Regions from separate parts of the Mus musculus genome. Here regions 1 and 2 are each linked to region 3. A link is a contact called in ENCODE Hi-C or POLR2A ChIA-PET data. All regions are on one chromosome and are shown on one strand. Each heading gives the region's core, a stretch centred on a gene start or an enhancer-like site at or near the end of the contact. The rest is flanking DNA. Distances are from core to core; before and after follow the strand shown.

Region 1 (4,861 bases), core at 247-2,746, 94 kb after region 3:
GAGTCCATATAAGAGAGAAGGAGGAGCCTGATGAGGGTGGTGGCGCACGCCTTTAATCTCAGCACTTGTGAGGCAGAGGCAGGCAGATCTCTGTGAGTTCCAGGACAGTCAGGGCTATACAGAGAAACCCTGTCTCAAGAATGAGAGGAGCTGGGATGGAGAGAGGGAGGAGGGCCAGAGAAGGTGGAAAGAAAGAGAAGGAAGGGCAGCCATTAGAATGCCCCATTGCTGGGTCTGAAAGGGAAGGAAGGGCCTTAAAGAAGGCAAGTAGTCTTTAAAAGCTGAAATAGTCAGGAAATGGAGTCCCCCCTTTTCTGAAAAAAAAAAAAATTGTAGATCAGGTGATACCTTGGTTTCAGTCAAATAAAGCCCATTTTTGATACTTGCCCTACAGAACTGCAAGATACTACATTTGTTCTGCTCAAAGCCATTGGCACCTATTAGAGCAGCCACAGGAACTCCTGTGGGAGTACAGCGTCATCTGTAACAGGCCACGCCGTGCTCCTAGAAGCTCAGAGCTGCAGAGGATCCAGGGGATCCCAGGTTGGTTCCCAGCACAGGAATGGTGGCTCGCAACTGTCTGTTCCGTTCCAGGGGATCTCGTACTCTGTTTTGGCTTCTGTGGGCACCAATAATGCACCTGGTACAAAGACATACATGCAGGCAAAACATTCATACACATAAAAAAATACAAATAAAGTCGACTTTAGCAAAGAGGCAAGATGGCACAGTGGGTAAGGATGCTTGCTGCTAGGCCTGGTGACCTGGGTTCAATCCCAGAGACCCCCCCCCCCTAGTGGAAGGAGAGAATTAACTTCTCCTTTGAGTTGCCCTCTGGTCTCCATCCACGCCCATGGCATGTACACACATCATACGCCCATGCACATATACGTATGCATATGCACACACACATACACACAAGTAAAATAATTTTTAAAATGATAAGATGAAAAGGGATATTCCGTCCTTGGAGCTCCTCCCACTATTGGGAGCTCTTTCTCATATTTTGTCTTATCTCTTCCGATCTGCTTGCTGCTATTCTCTCAAGACTGTCCTCCAACGCTCGTTTGATGTGAAGATGCCACAAGTTTTAGCAAAGTCTGGGGAGGCTTCCAAAGCATTCAATGCACATTGTAATTCTTCTTATGAATACTCCCTATGAGACTTAAGGAGGCGAAGGGCCCTGTGCTTCACCACATGTCCACAGTGGCTAAGATGTGACCAAAGGATACCTGAATAAGTGAAGGAAGCTTTTCTGTACAATTCTCCAGTCTTGTGGTTCCTAGATAAAGGGGACAAATCCTAAGTGTGTCGTGTACGCTGGGCAGGAAAAGCAAATGTCCTTGGAATTTTGTCTTTCGGAACGGAATGGAAGGGTGGGGGATGGGAGTTGGGGGATGGGTCACGCTCAGGTCGCAGAAGCAGGGGTTGTCTAATGGCTGGCGATGACCTCAGCGCTTGGCATCAGATACACCCAGGCATTTCCTGACAGCCCATGTGTGTACAAGCTTTTTGCCTTATATTCGCTTCACCCTGCTCTCTAGCGCTGCCTAGAGACGCTTCTAAGTCACAGCAGATCTGAAGGCTCTGGCCAGCCGGGGACTCATCTCCCTGCAGCTACCAACCGATCCTCTCCCAGGTTCCCTGGGACACTCCCATAATGTGCTCAGCTGTCTCACCGCCCTGGGGACTCAGTGTGAGTCTCACAAGGAAAGCCATGCTTCTGCCAAACATCTTTGGGCCAGAGATGAAATCAGTTTAGGGACAGACCTCGGTCATTTTTCTCTGATGAAAAGAACTTAGACCCTAAATCTACAATACTATAAGATATGGTTTAGTCTCATACCATGGTCAGTTTAAGAGGGAAAAGAGAGAGAGAGAGAAAGGGAGGGAGGGAGGAAGGAAGGGAGGGAGGGAGGGAGGGAGGGAGGGAGGGAGGGAGGGAGGGAGGGAGGGAGGGAGGGGAAGGAGGAAGCAGAATGCTTGTGTCTGAGGCTCAGGATGCACAGGGTTAGAGCGAGGAGCAGAAACCAAACTAGGACCATGCAGGGAGGTTGTGGATTCCCTCCATTTTCAAAGGGCATTTTGCTCAAATCAGAAAGCCTTTCCTTTAAAATTTCTTGGTGATAAGTTCTTTCTCCCCTTCTCCCCTTCTGCCTTCCTCCCCCCCCTTCCCTTCCTGTTTCCCTCCTCTCTCCCTCCCCCTCCTTCAGAGATGAACTTCGCCCCTAGACCGATTCTTCATATTCTTTATATTTTTTAATCAGTCTCTTATTTTTCTCTGTCTTTTGCTTCCTTCATTTCTTAGCTCAATACTTTTGTAGTGTCCAGATTGCCCACTCAGTGCTTCAGTTCAACCTAACATCATTTTTTTAAATCCCTGTTCAATATTTCATCATCTAAGACTAGATTCCTGGCCTTGTGGTTTACTTTTGTTGAAAAGAGGCAATGTCCTTGGAATCCTATTGACCAAGCAAAATAAATAGCTTGGAACATTTTCTACTGCGGAAGAAGGCATCGTCACGAAATCTTCAGAGGCTTGTTCACTTTTGTACCTGTGTGTTTTCCTTAAGAGACCTCTCCTCCTGAATGTATACCCTTACATGGAAGGAACTAGAGTCTCCTAGTGTAATAAATATAGTTTATTGATCATAAGCCGACTGCCATCACACCAGACATTACATATATTCAAGGCAGAGAGAACATAAAAGGGATATATCAACAGTCTCAGCCTGCTCCCCGTCGCCCCCAGGACAGTACAAAGTCTGTCTCTCAGAAGCCTTCTAGGCAACCTCTAGTGTTCCAAATGATGTTCTGGGGACACCTCTAGCTGTAAGGGAGGCTGACAGAGCAAATGCTTAGTTCTTTTCTAGGCAAACAAGAAAGGAAAGGAGCAGGGAAAGAAGTCTAGGAGGCCCAAAAGTTTCTCTTTGCCTCCCATCTCCCAGGAAGAAGGACCCCCACCCCCAGCCCCAACCCCTAGCCACCCCACACACACACCACCCCCACTCTTCCGGCATCCCAGACAATGAGCCTCTATTTCTAAGGGGCCTTCTTCAGCCCAGTTCCTACAACAACAAGATGCTGCAAAAGTTTCTCTGCTTATGGTACAAAGGCTGCACCCAGCCACAGAGACTCATGTAGATGCTCAAGTCCCCACCCCACCTCCTCCCGCCCCCCACCATGCTTATATTTGGTCGAATGTTTTGTTGAGAATTAGTGAGCAGAAAGGAGACTGGAGTGCCCATGCATCCGGAAGTTGACTGTAACCTTCTATCAGTCAGCAGTGGAATGAATCATTAGTTTTCACTCCAGGAAGGGGGATCAGAACGGGGCTAGCCTCAGGGGGAAGAAGAGCAGGAGAGAAAACGAAAACATCCAGTGGCTAGGTCGTTAAGGTGATGGATGAGGGCCTGCAGCCCATCAGCTCAGAAAACAACCACCAGCACTTCCCCTGGGCTTAAGGGTTCCTTCTACCTCTCTATGCCCGACCTCTGCTTCCGCCCTCCTTTATTTGATTTTATTCTTAACCTCTGCAATAGGAAATACATTAAAACCTCTCCCTTTCATAAAAAAGGAGATTCTGTGTTTCCCTCCAATAAGAAGAAAGGGAAAGCTTACTATGTAGCCAAGGATGGCCTTATCTCCTGCCTCCATCTCCCAGGTATTGAGATTATAGGGGCACACGACCACACCTGGCTAGGAAAACCATTCCCTGTCATGAAGCAGACATTTTTCTATGAACCTGCAATCCCAAATTAGAAAGGGGAGGGGGGGAAGGCTATTCTCTTGAAAGTTAGCCTGGGCTACACTGTAAGTTCCGAGGCTACGTATCAAAACATTTAAAAAGAAAAAAAAAGTCTTTTCTCTTAGACTAGTGAAAAAAAGAAAAAACTATCTCAAGGACTGAAAAGACACAAAAGAGGGGTTGATCAGAGTGGGGGCTGGGTGGGAAGTAGGGGTGAGGTCACCTCAAAAGACAGGCCCCACCATGGTAGTCCTCTTTGGCCTGACTAGGAAGCAGAACTTTCCTCTTCTAGGCACCGAGGAGGTGCAGAGGGGGCCCCAGCCCCTTCTTCTGACCACCCATCGTACCCCACGAAGAACCCTGGCCAGCACTCTGAGCATACCTGGGGAATGAAGACACAGCAGTTCACAGTGGTTGTGCAAACGAAGATACCTCCGGATGTGAGTCCAAAGACCAGATTGGGCCAGGAGTGCAGGTATCTGGTGACCACAAAAAGCAGCCCAGCGGTGAGGAGCAGGAGGTTGACCCCGACCATGATGGTTAAGGACTGGTTCACTGGAGGAGAGCTGACATGGTTGGTCAGGCCAGCCAGGTAAGCACCATACAGCAGCAGCAGCCCCTGCAGGAGGAGCAGGGACCAGAGGCACAGAAAGGGGGGACCACAGGTCACAGTAGTACCACTGGGGCCAGTGTCCTCATCAGTAACACTGGGCTAATAATATCTTTATTTTAAAAGATTTATTTATGTATGTATTTATTTTATGTATATGGGCACACTGTAGCTGTTAGTTCTGATAGTTGTGAACCATCATGTGGTTGCTGGGAATGGAGGTTGCTCGCTCTGGTCAGTCCTACTTGCTCTGGCCTAAAGATTTATTTATTATTATATCTAATTACACTGTAGCTGTCTTCAGACACACCAGAAGAGGGCATCAGATCTCATTATGGATGGCTGTGAGCCACCATGTGGTTGCTGGGATTTGAACTCAGGACCTTCGGAAGAGCGGTCAGTGCTCTTAACGGCTGAGCCATCTCTCCAGCCCGGCTAATCATATCTGCCTAAAGATTTGCTGCGTGCTTCTGCTAAGATATGACCCAAGAAGCCAGGAGCTA
Region 2 (4,788 bases), core at 54-2,553, 72 kb after region 3:
TGAGGCCTTCACCAAGGCCCACTAAGGCCCAGAGAGGAGGAGTGTGGCAAGGTTCTAGGAATATTGTTGAGATCATTAACGAAAAGGACAACCATTTCTACTGACCGTGTGCTATGGGGTGATGGAGTTTCCCCCAACACCTTTTATTTTCCTCTTATATCGTTCACATGGAGTATTTCAAAATTCTTACCCTACACAGTATTTACTCTCTGCAAGTATTTACCTCATTTTGTAACCTCTGGTCTTGGATCCAGGGCAGAGGAGTACACAAGCTCCTTTGTCCTAGTCCTTTGTCAAGCCTGATTTCCTAGAGCAAAAGATCAAAGTCATGTCATCACAGGCTGCTGCGGCTGCAGGAGGCTCCCAGGAACTCCCCTGGGAAGGTGTAGCTCAGGGCCTTTCTCTGGGGAGGCCACTAAGAGCCCAGGATTGTTCTGAATCAGCAGCATGGCAGCTTACCGGCTGGCTGCTTTTCTTACAGCAAGCAGTTGGAGAGAAACAGTCTTTACTTGTTCTGCTCGGTTCTAGTTGACTCACCTCAGGTTTGTGAAGCACTTTCTAAAAGTCATTCTTGGGTTTTTGCTCGGTGCCCACACTGACTCTGATGTCAAACAAATTGCAGTTGAGTAGAAAAAATGCATGTGGGCCAGGACTCTTCTCTCTGGGCATCAGAGCTGGGACATCTGATTGCTGCTTTCCGTGACAGTCCCTTTATGTGTCGGAGCAGATATGAGTATGTGCATGAAGTAACACTCATGTGGACAACCCAGTACAACACGGGGCAATGGTTCTTTCCGAGTGGCCTTTACCTAATGAGTTATCCCCACCCGTGTCTGGGGAGACTTTTGTTGAACAGTCTTAGTGATGGAAGACAACATGGGAGGCATGCCTTCAAGGGTCTTTAAATGTCCCATGGGGAGACTCTCTGCTGACTAGATTAAGAAACCCTATCTGTGCCTCTAGGGGACCATCCTAGCACACAGTGGAACCTCAATTCGTGAATGAAGGTGAAATCACATTGTGCTACCAGCCCTGCTTACCTCTCACACCCATGGGTGTTCTCCCTCTGGGTTGTTGGGTCCTGAGTTTTTAATTGTTGGTCCAGTGACGATCATTAAGTAGAGGGTCCAGTTTGGTGTAGGACTCTGGTAACTTTGCTGAAGAGGAATAGTGGAGAGACACTTGGCTGAAAGTTCTCTTGTTCCTACTTCGTTTGGCAACTGAGAGGCTAAGCTGGTGGCTCCCCATCAGCCTCTGCACCCTGATGAGAGATCTCAGGCTGAAGGTACAGTTCCCTCCTTCCTGGTGTTCCCTCCCCTCCTGAGAGCCAGGCCTTCTCCATGACTCATGGAGTTGCCGTAGAGATAATTCTTAGGTCAGAAGCAGTGGGCCATTGATTAGGGAGTAGTAGAGCAATGACTATTCCGAAACAAGTCTCCTCTCATCATGCAAATACCCTTAATTAAGAAACCCAGAGTCAGGCTCTGTGTCATGGAAACATAATTTCCTTTGACTCAGAGAGTTCCAGGAACTGCTGTAGGCTATGAACCTTTTTTAGTGTCCTGGGTGAAAACAGCTTTACCCTTTCATTGGTTCTCTTGGGCAAACTTGAATTCAGCTCAACATTTAGGAAGTCTCCCCGAAGTGTTATGCACAGCCGTAGTGATTCATTCGTGAGAGGAAAGACGTGTGAATCAGTGTAGGGAAAAGATGGCCCGTTACAGTTCAAGGAGACGGGTCTTTCCTTGCGTCCCTCGGAGAATCCAACTGGTTTTCTTTGGAACCCGGAGACAGTAAATTTTGCTTGTTTAAGCCACCCAGTCTTTATATTTTTTAAAAAAATAATAACCATAGCATACTCATAGGACATTTAGTGGCTCTGTAAAATCTAGTGGGGGAAATTCTGGGTGGACATAATGTAAGTTTTATTTGTGTGGTTTTCATTTAATAGAAATTTGATATGTTTACTGATCCATTTGTTTGATCATCTACTCTCCTCCCCTTTAACCTACTTTATTATTATTTTATATTGTATTCATCACTGCTGGAAATAACATTTATCTTTTGCTTACCCCTCACTGTTACTTTGCTAGTTTGGTGACAGATGTATTGGAAGTAATTGCCCAACAAAAATTTAACCTTCCTTGTTTATCCTTCAACTCAGTGTTTTAAGCACCTTTCCACTGTGTGCACAGCGTCCCATGCTCATGTCAGGGCAAGAAAGAATACAAGGAACCTCTGAAGAATCTGAGATTCCATGCACCTGTGAGAGACTATGTGTTAGATAACATTCTCTCACTGTTAGCATTCTGTCTAAACTCTGACCCACAGTTACCTGGCAACAGCCAGGTATGCTTTTCCCTACAGTTACCAGGCAACAGCCAGGTGGGCCTGGACCAATATAAAAGGGGCTCCTCCTCTCTTTTGCTCCCTTGCTCCCTCTTGCCCTCTTCCTCTCTCTCCCCTCTCCCTTCTCCCCTCTCTCTCCACATGCTCATGGCCAGCCTCTATTCTTCTCCTCTACTTCTCTCTCTCTACCTTTCTCTGCCTCCACTACCCCCTTAACTCCCCTCCCCATGCCCTAAAAACTCTATTCTATACTATACTGTCCTGTGGCTGGTCCCTCAGGGGTCTTGGCATGAGCCCGCCAAAACATCTCCTCCCCCCGCCCCCCCCACCTCACCACACCCCAATAGAACACATCTCATACCTCTTTATCTTTTTATAAGCACATCATTGGCACAGCATGCTGGAATTATATATTTCTGTTATTCCAGTGCTTGGGAAGTGCAGACAAGAGACTCATAAGTGAAAATCATCTTCCTCTGTGCACAAAGTTTGAAGACAGCCATGGCTACATGAGACCCACACCCAACCCAAACCAACAGCCACAACCAACAAAACAGACCGATGGGCTAGAGAGATGGCTCAGTGGTTAAGAGCACTGGCTGCTTTCTCAACGAACCCCAGTTAGGTTCTTAGAACCCATGTCCGGTGCCTCACCTGGTAACTCCATCACCGTGAGATTCAGTGGCCTCTTATGGGTCCCACAGATACTAGCAAGCACATATACCACACAGAGACGCACACACACTCACACAGACTAAAAACTAAAGAATATACTTATCATAACCCAAAGTGTACTCTGTCTCATCACTTCGGAGGTTCAGGTTTATAATTGATTGGTCATCGATTCTTAGCATTTGGTGGGAGTGCAATACTATAATGGTGGAGATCACAAAACCTGTTGCCCCTTGGTCAAGAAGCAAGAGAAAGTTGGAGAGGAAGTGACAAGGGTCTATTGTTGTTTTCAATGACATGTCACCACAGCCTACTGTCCTTCTGGGTTTACCTCCTGAAGGTTCCACCAGCTTCCCACAGTGCCACATGGCACCAGCAGGCTGCACAATCACTCGGTAACTATGCCAGGGCAAGAGAAAGATGGCCTTAGGCCAGGATTTGGCAAAGCCTAGAGCTGGAGATGACAGGTGAAACCCATGGGATCAGAGGCAAGGCTCAGAGGATCTCAATTCTGTCTTCTCATTAACTTGTCCTTGAAAACATTAATCATAGAACGTCAGGACCCAGGGCATCTGAGGATCTACAGTCAGAGACTAGAAGGTAAAAATCCTTCCGTGCAGGATTGATGACTTTGGCTTCAGATTAGATTCCGGTCATGAGGGTTAAGTTCTGTAGTTCCATGGGAAAATGTAATCACAATAAAATAAACATCTAGCTATGTTTTAGTGGATGGACAGCCTCTCCTCAGAGTGAAAGTGCCTGCTTGTCACATCGCAGGACGTGCCAAGGGACTTGTGTGCTGTTTCTTCTAGTGTTTACTGTATCATAGGCCAGGACAATCTTCAGGATTAATCTTGTTATACCCTCTCCCTGCCTTTTTAAAATTCTGTTTTCTGTAACTGTTCATAGATAGGAACCCATTTGGGTAGGTGTTTAGTTGTTGTCTAAGGACGTTGGAGAAATTGGGTCCAGGATTTTTTAGGTACTGCTATGGCTTAAATGTGTCTCCTTCAAAATTCAGGTGACACCCTGTGACAGTATAAGAAGCAATTAGCTGCCAGGTGTGGTGGCACACGCCTTTAATCCCAGCACTTGGGAGGCAGAGGCAGGCGGATTTCTGAGTTCAAGGCCAGCCTGGTCCAGGACAGCCAGGGCTACACTGCCTCAAAACAAACAAACAAACAAACAAACAAAAAAAACCCAACAACAAAAAGAAGCGTTTAGCTATGAGGTCTTCTCTCAGAGAAGAACCATTAAAACTTGAATCAAAGAGACTTTATGCTAATCATGATGGCTACTTTCATATAACACTTGGGAGGCAGAAGACGTGCTCTGAGTTCAAGGTTATCCTCAGATACATAGGAAGTCTGAGACCAGCCTGAGATACACAAGACCCTGTGGATAGAGCTGGAGAGATGGCTCAGCAGCTAAGAGTACTTGCTGTTCTTGCAGAGAACCCAGATTCAGTGCCCAGCACCCACGTGATAGCTCATAGTTATTTGAACCTCTAGTTTCAGGGGATCTGATACCCTCTTGACACTCTCTTCTGACTTCTTTGGGCACCAGGCAGGCATGGTGTGCACATATATTTTAGCAGGCAAAACTCTCATAAAAGGAGGAGGAAGAGCAGAAGGAGGAGGAGGAGGAGGAGAAAAATAAAAGCAACCCCCCAGGAGGGAGCTAGAGAGATGATTCAGTAGTTAAGAGTAATGGCTGTTTTTCCAGAGGACCCCAGTTTGGTTCCCAAGTACCACACTGGGTAGCTCA
Region 3 (5,062 bases), core at 1,364-3,863:
GAACACAAGACTCTTTTTTTTCAGCACAGATTCCCCGGGAAAGACTGACAGATACTGACACATTTTAAATTATCCTAAAAGGGTATCCTCTTGTACTCTTAAAAATAATAATAATAATAATAACAAGTAATAAATGCAATGCCACCTCAAAATTAAACTTAAATGAGGAGTCAGTGACAACACTTAACTTAGTTTGTGGCAAAATGACAATACAACCTCAATCAAAAGTTGAATCTCCTTCCAAGTTACCTTTTGATTAAACAAATTATATGGTGGCAGATTGGTAATGTCAAAACAGGAAGGTTAAGAGATAACACATTAAACCACTTGAAAACAATGCACTTAGAGATGCGACTGCTGCGGGATATTTATCAGCTTCCACCACCCCTAGACGAGTGAGGGATGGATGCTAGCTTGCCTCCAACGGCAATGTGGGTTACCAAGCAAGTTCATCCCCAGATTCAAAAATACTTTGTGTAGTCACACGGGCAAATAGGAAATATTAGGAGGCTGGGGCATTTAATATCTCTATTTTGAATACAGAACCCTGATAACCTGAGCTAACTAAGATAAACTCCCTCATTCCAGAAGACAAGGACTCGGCAAATGTACATCATGGTTTATTAATCAAGCCTTGTCCTCCTCTTCTTTATTCAAAGGGATGGGCAAGCGAACGCTTCTTCCATCGCTTAACCCGGAGGCACTGGAGCACTTGAAAAGACTACCAGCAGCACGGAGAACGTAAGAAAAGAAGTTTCAAATCCAATCAGGCAAATAAAACTAATATTCTCTCAATCCAAGGTTAATGAGGCGGGGGGAGGGGGTACGGGAATGGGAGGAGGAAAAGGAGCCTGCCTCTTCTTGACTCAAGGCTGGTTTTGCCCTTTTCCACGACCACTGACTGTTCTATCAGGTCTGTTAGTGTAAGATCCTGGTATTTCGAGGTTTCTTATCTAAATGGTAAGGTGGAGGAAGGGTGTAAAATAAAATCGATACTCACTGCTAACTTTCATGCTACCAAAAGCTGAAGGCTGCTGCACTGGCTTGCAGCTCTCCGCAAAGGAGGTGGTTCTCGGTCGCCCCGACATGATGGCTCTTCTTGAATCACCTTTTCCTTCCTTAATCCTTTTCTTCCTTTTGTTTTATGTTAGGGTGCTAGGTTAATGATAAATGCAGCATTAAGTTCTCCCGCAAGAAAGAGAAAGAAAGACTTCGTTCTCTTGGCTTTTCACTCCTTTTGTATAGCTATTTAAGAAGAAGGAAAAAAAAAAGGAGCTATGTATTTCTTCAAGACAGATCGGTACGGATATTTAACACATAGATGATTTAGAGCTGGGAGAAAAATACAATTCTTTCACCTCCCTTTCCTGGAAGAGGAGAAAAAGGGTGGAGTGGAATCCTTAAAAATATATATATATCACGTGAACGAGGGCAAATACTTGATTGAAAATAAGTACTCTGAGTATTATATTTTTCCTCGGGGATTTTTTTCCGAGTCAATGAAGAAGGGAAGCGGCGGAAGGATCACGAGCCTCACGCTTGAAGAGAAGGGGGATGGGAAGGAGGGAGGAGATGGCTCGGAGATGCGACGGCAAACGCTGCGGCTCCGGCAGCAGCGGGATCCGGCGGTCTGACGGCGGCGGCGGCCGGGTGAACCGGAGGGCAGCGCAGTCGCGAGTCAGCGGCGGGCGGTGGCGGCGGCTCCTCTCCTCATTGCGCCAGGAGCAGCTGCAGGCGGTGGCTGGATCCAGCGGCCATGGCGGCAGCGGCGGCGGAGGCAGCTCCCTTCAGACCCCAGGCAGCGGCTCCCTGACTGCTCCCCATACGCCGGGGACATGGGAACCAGGCAACCGCTTCCGTCCCTCGGGGTCCCCTCCCCCGTCCGTGGCCCCGGCACGGCCGGCCTCCGCCCCTCGCCTTTGCTCAGCGGCTGCTCGGGAAGTGTCCGCGCTGTGCCCGGAGCCCGAAGCCCTGTCAGCGGCTGCAAGGCCGGCTCCTCCTTGCTGCCTTCCTTCCTTTGTCACTCGGCCCAGGCGGCGGCGACGGCGGCGACACAAGCCCGCATTCGGCCGGGTCGGGGGCTGCTCTGTGCGAGGCGCGCCGTCTGCGCAGCCGCCTAGCCCTTCCCCACTCCCCCTCCCCCTTCCTACTCGTCCTCCGCCTCCTTCCTCCCCCACCCAGCCCTTACACCGCCCAGCGCCCCGCCGCCCGCGTTACAGGCGTCTGGGAATCGCTCGCCGAGCCCGCGCCCGCCAGCTTCGGCTGTAGAGCCGAAACCCAAGCCGGAACCAATCAGAGACGTCGCTTGCTTGCAGCTCCTGCCGGAAAAAGCCGAGCGACCTGGATAACCAATGAGGAGACGCCGCTGGGAGACCACGCCCCAGCAACGAGGAATGCCGAAGGTAGCCGAACAGAAGGGAAGAGGGTTCTCCTTGTCCTGTGGCTGGCTAGAGAGAAGAGTCGACAATAGCGACAGTGGCCAATCAGAGCTGTTGGCCCTCAGGGAAAAGCCTCAAGAGTTAAGGACGGCGAAACTCCCGAGTCGCGGGAGGAACTGCACGGCTGGGCGCCGCGCCCGTTTCCTCATTGGCTGGACAACTCCGCTGGGCGTGTACCTTTCTCGGTGATTGGTGAAGGGAAGGGGGCTTCCGAGGACATCGGGCCAGTCAGAGCCTCCCCTCCCTCTTTGAGGCGGGGAGAAGAAGAAAGCGGAGGGAGGGCACCTATAAAGTGCCATCTCATTGGTCTGCAGCGTCGAGCTGGAGCGCGGGGGGAGGGGAGCTTCGAAAGGGAGAAGGAGGGTGCAGGAGCCCGTGGCGGCGGCCAATAGGCGCTCACTGCTGTGCAATCGCAAGACCTAGCTGCAGTGGGATTGGCCTCGGGTGGTCCCTAAGCGGGCGGACGGGATGAGTGGTCGGCCTGCATCTGCTTTCCGAGCCGACGCTCGTGCTGGCTGTGCAGCCCGGTCCGACAATGCTGCGGTCGGAGGGTCGGGCCCCGAGCGCTCTAGTGGGGCGTGAGGCCGTCCCCATTCCCGGGAGCTCCGCGGGGCGCGGCTTACCAAGTGCGCCCGAGGCTCCCCACCGCGCGTGCTGAGCCTATGAGAACGTCTATTCTCTGAAAGACGTAGGGCGCCGTGGCCGGGGCCGAACCCTCTAGCGCTTAAATGGGAACAAAGCTTCCAGAGAAGGAGAGCCTCTGGGCAGCCGCGCCCGCCCATCGCGGGGGGCCGCTGATCTCGTGGGGGGGGGGGGGGGAGCCCTTTGCAGCAGGCGCACAAGGCCAGACCAGGCCTTCTGGAAACGCCCCCGAGAGATGAGCTCATGCTAGATGAGCGCGGTCCATGGGCGCGACTGTCCAGCGCAAAAGCAGCCCCGAAAACAGGTGAGGGGAAATGTGGTCAGGACAGTACCTCGAATCCTAGGAGGAAGCTCAAGTCAGAATTGCTCGCAGCAGTTTTTAGTGTTATTGGATGATCAGCACACTGCTGCCTAAGTAGGTTTCACATGTAGTCCAGCGTCCATTGTTCTACAAAGGAGACCATTGCCTTGGTCCATCCGAGAGCTGTGTGGCGTGGCTACTACGACTAGAGTAAGTTAGAGTGGACACTGGCAATCCTGACTGTAATCCCGTGATACTTGTAATACCCACCCGCATAGTCATCTCTTTCTGTTGAGATGCTATCTCCAGAAAGCACATGTAAAAGTACACGTACTTGATCAGATTGCTTAGCTATTGCTTTAAAATCTGATGAGGGACTTGGGACAGAACAAAGTAAGCTTTGAAGGGAGCCAGTAAAGGTCTGGATAGTGTTTGCAGACTCAGATGTCTGTAGAGGCCTGGCAAATAAAGCGAATGACACCGGCCTGGTGGAAGACAATAGGAATGTTAGATGATGTGGAAACGGGAGTTCCATCCATGCCCTTAAGGGGGTCCACCATTAAAATAATCGTATTCTCCTTTTTTTTTTTTTTTAATTACCAAAACCATAACGTTGAAGTTTTATGTGTGATCTCTAAATCTGACGTGTTGGCAACCGATATGCCGAAACCACGTAGACCAACAAAGTAAAAAATCCCAGGAAAATGTGCCCGACAGGCAGCCAATTTGTAATCTCATTCCTTATCGGAGACTTTATGCCTCAAGTGCAGAAGAGACTCTTGTTCTTCACAATTAAAATCGTCTATAAGGTAGCCCGATGCCATGGGGGAGGGTAAAGAATCTTAAAAGCAGCCGCCTTGCTTGGCAACTTTGTCATTTGAATGGTGCCTCTCCATGCTATTATGAAAGACCTTTGCCACTGTTCCTAAACTGCTGTGGTGCAGAACTTTAAATCCTCCCTACCTAATTATACCAGCAGGAAGGTAAATAACAAGGGTTTAGTTTGCAGAAACTGGCAACGTGGCTATTCTTGTATATAAAACTAGTTCAAAAATAGCCTACCTTAGGGTTTTGATTAGTAACTTTTTTGTTGCCTTCAGATATTTTTAACTCAATTGAAAAAAATCTTTTCATAGGAAAAAAATACATATTTCAGTCCACAAATAGGACTTGGAGAAGGAAAAGTTTATTTAATAAAACACAGAACAGCCAGCCAGGTGTGGTGGGGCACACACTCTTTTAATCCCAGTACTGCAGAGGCAGATGAATCACTGAGTTCAAGACCAGCCTGATCTACATGAGTTTCAGGTGGGGGTCGGCCATATGGACCCCACAGACATACTGAAACTTAACAGTCAGTACTGGTTTTCTGACTTTGAAAACCTCTCATTTTGCCTTCCTACATGGTGAGGACTACTGGGAAAAGTATTAGTGCGCCTTGAAAGTTAACTCATTTTTGCAAGACCCACAAAGTTAAGGCAGCAGAACCGGGGTTCACATCCCTTGTTCTTTGCCTCTACTCCACAATTCTCTCTTGGTACAGTCCCCACATCCCCCAGATTCTGCTAAAGTGCTAGCTGTAGAAGCCTGACTACCTAAATTCAGTCTGCAGAATGCACCTAAAGGCCAAGGAGAGGGCCAAATCCATTAACTTGTCTTCTGGCCTCCACGTCTGTACATC

Evidence for each region. Hi-C counts contacts between places; a loop is a spot of excess contacts on that map. ChIA-PET counts read pairs that join two places held with the same protein, here RNA polymerase II (POLR2A).
Region 1: a map of heart shows a loop between it and region 3 (5-fold over the local background). The contact joins the enhancer-like site here to the promoter of Gsk3b in region 3. A Hi-C loop is called at or near these places in 14 of 37 maps with a recorded cell type or tissue (adrenal gland, gastrocnemius, heart and 2 more). POLR2A ChIA-PET finds 5 or more read pairs at or near these places in 4 of 5 experiments (Patski and embryonic stem cell).
Region 2: POLR2A ChIA-PET joins it to region 3 with 27 read pairs in Patski. The contact joins the promoter of 4930542C21Rik here to the promoter of Gsk3b in region 3. A Hi-C loop is called at or near these places in 1 of 37 maps with a recorded cell type or tissue (v-Abl transformed pro-B cells). POLR2A ChIA-PET finds 5 or more read pairs at or near these places in 5 of 5 experiments (Patski and embryonic stem cell).

Annotation. Positions count from the first base shown.
Region 1 is chr16:37,991,506-37,996,366 of GRCm38, reverse strand. It overlaps Gpr156 (G protein-coupled receptor 156), which reads right to left. Exons shown (of 10, transcript NM_153394.2): 8 at 4,131-4,367. Among named protein-coding and RNA genes, the nearest start is that of Gm36225, 5.7 kb to the right of the region's middle. Within about 2 kb of position 1,496, at least 2 of the 3 ENCODE cell types and tissues checked have a DNase peak (open chromatin) inside an H3K27ac peak, as active enhancers do; they include gastrocnemius and heart, where a contact is called at or near this core.
Region 2 is chr16:38,013,838-38,018,625 of GRCm38, reverse strand. It overlaps 4930542C21Rik (RIKEN cDNA 4930542C21 gene), which reads right to left and starts at 1,303. Exons shown (of 4, transcript NR_040565.1): 1 at 1,041-1,303.
Region 3 is chr16:38,086,552-38,091,613 of GRCm38, reverse strand. Gsk3b (glycogen synthase kinase 3 beta) reads right to left here and starts at 2,613. Exons shown (of 11, transcript NM_019827.7): 1 at 1,001-2,613. The coding sequence starts at 1,088. It overlaps BC031361 (cDNA sequence BC031361), which reads left to right and starts at 2,354. Exons shown (of 1, transcript NR_033221.1): 1 at 2,354-5,062.